Regions from separate parts of the Homo sapiens genome. Here region 2 is linked to region 1. Evidence: read pairs that join two places in POLR2A ChIA-PET (ENCODE). Cell type or tissue: A673. All regions are shown on one strand. Links, peaks and the distances in the headings refer to the core of each region. The heading gives the core; the rest is flanking DNA. Region 1 overlaps SMAGP (small cell adhesion glycoprotein). Region 2 overlaps CSRNP2 (cysteine and serine rich nuclear protein 2).

Region 1 (2,913 bases), core at 302-2,801:
TAGCTGAGCATCAGAACCCCTCTCAGCCTTAATTTTTGAATTTTTATAAATGGAAAGTGTTCTATTAGAATTCTCATTAAAATCAAATTTTAAAATAAAAAATCCAGACATACTTAGAATGTCTATCTGGAGAGGAATGATGAAATAAATTACAGGCCATCCATTGTGGAAACAGTTGCTAAAACGAATATGAGATCTACAATATTACTGGGACAGGATACATGGTTAGATGAAAAAAGCAAACTGCCAGGTGGTATATGTAGTAGGACTGCATCTTTGTTTAAAAAAAAAAAAAAAAGTAAATTGGCAGAGTGCAGTGGCTTACACCCATAATCCCAGCACTTTTGGAGGCTGAGGTGGGAGGATTGCTTGAGGCCAGAAGTTTGAGTCCAGCCTGGGCAACATAGCGAGACCCCTGTCTCTCTGTGTATTTTTTTTTAAGTAACTTTAAAAAACCCTATAAATATGCATATATATGTTTGTACATAGAAAAGGTCTAGAAAGCTGTTCTCTGAGGGGCATGTATTACCTTTCAAATAAAAGAACATGCTTGGCAAGGTGGCTTACACCTATAATCCCAGCAATTTGGGAGGCTGAGGCCAGAGGATCACTTGAGTCCAGGAGTTCAAGACCAACCTGGGCAACATGGCAAAACCCTGTCTCTACAAAAAATACAAAAATTAACTGGGCATGGTGGCACGCACCTGTGATCCCAGCTACTTGGGAGGCTGAGGTGGGAGGATCACCTGAGTCTGGGAAGGTTGAGGCTGCAGTGAGCTGTGATTGAGCCACTGCTCTACAGCCTGGGTGAAACTGAGGCCCTGTCTCAAAAAAAGAAAAAAAGGACAAACAACAACAAAATAAACTAAGTTCAGGAAAGCTGGCATAAAAGGAGGAAATGGCTTATAGCTTTTCCCCCATTCTCTCCCGTTTCTACCCCATTTTTTTGTCCAAACAAAGGAATAATTATTAAATAGCACTACAGTCTTTCCAAACCTTCCCTGCTCAGGTTCATAAGATTGAAGGCCCCACCCAAGTCCTAACCAATAGCAAATGACCTTCAAGATCTATTCTGTTCACTTACTCTTTTTTTTGTTAACCCAGATACTGGCTGGCTTCTTTGTGGTCCTTGTTCCCAGCTTGAGCTAAATCTCTTATCACTGAGGCATCAGATCTTTTGCCACCTAAGTCTGCCAGCCTACTTATTTGCTCTAGACCTGCCCAGCAGAGGGCGGCTCCCCGAGTTCTTTCCATGGGAAGCCACCCTGGGACTCGGCCCCCTTTCTTCTGCCTTCTCTTTCATGTGCACCAGCCAGTTGGGTGGAGTGAGACCTTGGGAGCAGTACACCATGACAGAAAGAACACAGGCTTGCAGTAAATCAGACTTGGCGCAAAATCCTGCCTCTGCCATTACTAGCTGTGTGACCTTGGGAAATTTTTTTAATCTTTGAAAATTTAACGGTGACTCATGCCTGTAATCCCGGCACTTTGGGAGGTCGGGGTGAGTGAATCACTTGAGATCAGAAGTTCGAGACCAGTCTGGCCAACATGGTGAAACCCTGTCTCTACTAAAAATACAAAAATTAGCTGGGCATAGTGGTGGGCGCCTATAGTCCCAGCTACTCGGGAGGCTGAGGCAGGAAAATTGCTTGAACCCGGGAGGCAGAGGTTGCAGTTAGCCGAGATTGCACCACTACACTCCAGCCTGGGTGACAAGTGGGAAATTCCATCTCAAAAAAAAAAAAAGAAAAGAAAATTCCTTAACTCCCCTGAACTTCAGTTTTTCCTTCCGTAAAATGAGACTAAAACTTGTTTCATTGGGTTGTGGTGAGGAATAAGTGCAATGAAAAATGCTGCTTTGGGAGGCTGAGATGGGAGGATCACCTGAGGCCAGGAGTTTGAGACCAGACTGGGCAACACAGTAAGACCTTATTTCTACAAAAAATTATTTTTAAAATAAAATAAAGAAAAATGCTAAGTGTCTAATACAGGGTGAGGACAACCTAGGCGGTAGCTGGTGTGATCATTTGGTGGCAAGAGATGAGCTTTACCTGGCACGGTGGGCAAAGCCCACAAGGCACAGTTCCACTCTGCCCTACTTCGAATAGGGCTGACTTATGCACTAGGCACAACAGGCACAGTGCCCTGGGCCCACAATGCTTCGAAAGGCCCATGAAAATGTTTTAAATAATTTTCATTTCTTTTATAATTAGAAGAAGGAAAAGAAACAAAATTTTAGGTCAAAGAAATATTAAGGTTGTTATGCCATTCAATTACTAATTATAAATATTAATTATATTATATTATATTCTTCCTTACACTGATGCAGTTGTAAAATATGATTTTTAATATTTTTTTAAGTGAAGGAGGAGCCCACAAAGACAGAAGTGCCCAGGGCTCAGGAGTCATAATGTGGCCCTTCCTTTCAAGGTTCCTGGAGGATATCTTCTCTAGGAAGTCTTTATAGACTGTGAGGGAGGAATAGGTGGGAAGGTGGGGGAAGAGAAATGCAAGACAGGGGTAGAAGAGAAGAGCTGGCCTTTAGTGATCCCATCATTTAAAGTATAAGCTTTCTTCCTATCTGTGATTTCTATTCTTTTGTCTATTGCTGTCTCTGAACTTACACTTGCTTGGACCCAGTGGATAGGAGACTGTCCTAAATCACTACTTCACTCATGTCACTCGCTGGATCAAGAATGCAGCCAGGTGAGGTGGCTTGCGCCTATAATCTCAACAACTCAGGGGCAGAGGAAGGAGCATGGCTTCAGGCCGGGAGAGTTGCCTGAGCAACATAGCAAAACCCTATCTCTACAAAAAATTTTAAAATTAGCTGGGCGTGATGGTGCACGCCTGCAGTCCCAGCTGCTCAGGAGTCTGAGGTGGGAGGATCCCTCAAGCCCAGATGTTTGGGTC
Region 2 (2,913 bases), core at 291-2,790, 200 kb before region 1:
TTAAAACCACAAGTAAGCAAATAAGCATGTACAAATCACAATGTCTTTCTATGATACTGACTTATAGAAATCTCCACTCCAGTTATACCATTTTTTTTTCCTTTGGAGATAGGGTCTTGCTCTGTCGTCCAGGCTGGAGTGCAGTGGTGCCATCATGGCTCACTGCAGCCTGGAGCCATGCTGGGATTACAGGTGTGAGCCACCGCGCCCGGCCCTAATTTTAAAATTTTTTGTAGAGATGGGGTCTCGCTATGTTGCCCAGGCTGGCCTCAAACTCCTGGGCTCAAGCAGTCCTTCCACCCCAGCCTCCCAAAGTGCTAGTTACAGGTGTGAGCCAACATGCCAGGCCCAGCTGCATCAATTCTTAGGACTGTTCTCAGGTGTGTGTGTAACAGAATGACTCATTATGGGACTTTGGTCTGAAAAGCAGTATTTGGCCAGATATACCACAGTTATTTGTTACCCAGCTAAAAATAAAGAAAGAGTGAGTTAGGAGAAATCCAACCACAAGGACTCAGCATCTACACCCTCAATAATTAAGTTCCAGATAAATTTCATTCTTAGGGATGGTATTGCTGTTTTCAACTGAAATGTGTCTTAAACTGTCCCCCATCAGAGGGCCAACAAGGGGCCAGGCACGGTGGCTCATGCCTGTAATCCCAGTACTTCGGGAGGCTGAGGCAGGCAGATCACCTGAGGTCAGGCGTTTGAGACCTGCCCGGCCAACATGATGAAACCCTGTCTCTACTAAAAATACAAAAGCTGGCCAGGTGCGGTGGCTCACGCCTGTAATCCCAGCACTTTGGGAGGCTGAGGCAGGCGGATCACGAGGTCAAGAGATCGAGACCATCCTGGCCTACATGGTGAAACGCCGTCTCTACTAAAAATACAAAAATTAGCTGGGTGTGGTGGTGTGTGCCTATAGTCCCAGCTACTCGGGAGGCTGAGGCAGGAGAATTGCTTGAACCCGGGAGGCAGAGGTTGCAGCGAGCCGAGATCACGCGCTACGGCACTCCAGCCTGGCAACAGAGCAAGACTCCGTCTCAAAAAAAAAAAAAAAAAAGAATTACAACAATACAACAATTAGCCGGGCATAGTGGTGCACACCTGTAATCCCAGCTACTTGGGAGGCTGAGGCGGGAGAATCACTTGAACCCAGGAGGTGGAGGTAGCAGTGAGCCAAGATCGCGCCACTGCACTCCAGCCTGGGCGACAGAACGAGACTCCGTCTCAAAAAAAAAAAAGGGCAGCCAACAAGAGATGATACTTTCTCTTTCAGATAACTATGGTTTTAAGCTCTGCTAGGCCAGGTCTGATCCTGAATTATAAAGCTCTGAATACTATTTTGATTTTTTCAAAATTGGAGTAGAGGTACTGAACAATAAGTGTTTGCAGATAGAATCTACAGGCCCACACCATTCCTCTGCTAACTTTTTGAGACAGGGTCTTGCTCTGTCGCCCGGGCTGGAGTGCAGTGGCACAATCATAGCTTACTGCAACCTATGCCTCCCAGGCTCAAGTGATCCTCCTCCCATCTCAGCCTCTTGAGTACCTGGGACTACAGGCCCATGCTACCATGTCCAGCTAATTTTTGTATTTTTTGTAAAGATGGGGCTTAGCCATGTTGCCCAGGCTGGTCTCGAACTCCTGGGAAGCAATCTGCCTGCCTGCCTCGGCCTCCCAAAGTGCTGGGATTACAGATGTGAGCCACCATGCCCAGTCCTGCTTCCTTTTATCTCAAGGAATCAGTATTTAGGAAACAGTATTTAGGAAATACTGTTTAGGAATCAGTATTTAGGAAACATTTACTAAATGTTAAATGTACTAACTCCTCTTCATCCCTTTCCTAACAGCTGCTTCTTATCACCTCTGAGAAATGAAACAAAAAAAGATGAGATACCTCCACAGCCTAAGAATCCTGTCATGCTTGTTTTCTTTGCAAAAATTTTAAGAGACAGGGTCTCACTCTGTGACCCAGGCTGGCGTGCACTGGTGTGAACTCAGCTCACTGCAGCCTTGACCTCCTGGACTCAAGAGATCCTCCTACCTCAGCCTCCCACATAGCTAGGATTAGAGGTGTGAGCCACCATGCCTGGCCGTGTGCTGTTTGCTTACTCTGTTGACGGAGGAGGGTTGTGGAACTGGAGAGTGTTCACAACCATAGGGAATCCACCCCTGAATGGGCCTCCCATGTTCAGTGGCACCCACACCTCACCCCGCTGACCCTGGTGTAGATATACTATCTCAGGCCAACTTGGACTGACCTGGCATTTAATCCCAGCCTGGCTGCAGGCACACGCTTCTGGGTCACAATACAGTCGGCAGTCACAACCACATTCTTCCCGTGACAGGCGGATGGCTCGAAGTTCTTGCTTCTCTTCAGCATCAATACGGTGGACCCCAGAAGCCCTCAGCAGGGCCCGTCGCCGTTTGGTGGGCAGAGGCTGCAGGAAGAAGTAATCATCCACCTCCACATTTTCCACATCAATATCTTCATCTGACACATCATCCAGCGTCAGGCCATCAGCCTCCACCGACTCCACTGTCCCATTCTTGGTCAGCTGCCAAGAGACAGGAAAGGTTAGCCTCATAGACATGAGCGGCATGCACCTCCTCAGTGACCATCCCAGAGCAGCACTGTCCCTTGAACCTTCTGCAATCATGGGAATATCTGTGCTGTCCAAAATGATGGCAGCTACTAGCACATGTGGCTACTGAGCACTAGAAATGCAGCAATTGGAAAACTGTCATTTTATTTATTTTTTTGAGACAAAAGTCTCATTCTGTCGTCCAGGCGGGAGTGCAGTGGTGCAGTCTTGGCTCACTACAACCTCCGCCTCCCGGGTTCAAGCGATTCTCCTGCCTCCCAAGTAGTTGGGATTACAGGCGTGAGTCACCAGCCTGGCTAATTTT

The links. Peaks named below come from ENCODE experiments on the same cell type or tissue, not always from the same donor. Only the 100,000 strongest peaks of a DNase experiment are listed, where the experiment ranks them.
Region 2: POLR2A ChIA-PET joins it to region 1 with 12 read pairs; 5 of 35 experiments call an interaction of 5 or more read pairs at or near these places.

Annotation. Positions count from the first base shown.
Region 1 is chr12:51,261,651-51,264,563 of GRCh38, forward strand. All of the region lies in intron 2 of SMAGP (small cell adhesion glycoprotein), which reads right to left. Among named protein-coding and RNA genes, the nearest start is that of SMAGP, 7.3 kb to the right of the region's middle. In A673, for the core only: a CTCF peak has its summit at 1,225 (motif pointing right); a DNase peak (open chromatin) is centred at 1,281; H3K27ac peaks cover 769 bases.
Region 2 is chr12:51,065,409-51,068,321 of GRCh38, forward strand. It overlaps CSRNP2 (cysteine and serine rich nuclear protein 2), which reads right to left. Exons shown (of 5, transcript NM_030809.3): 4 at 2,265-2,561. It also overlaps a transcript of LETMD1 not described here. Among named protein-coding and RNA genes, the nearest start is that of CSRNP2, 17 kb to the right of the region's middle. In A673, for the core only: no CTCF peak of the experiment used is centred there; no DNase peak of the experiment used is centred there.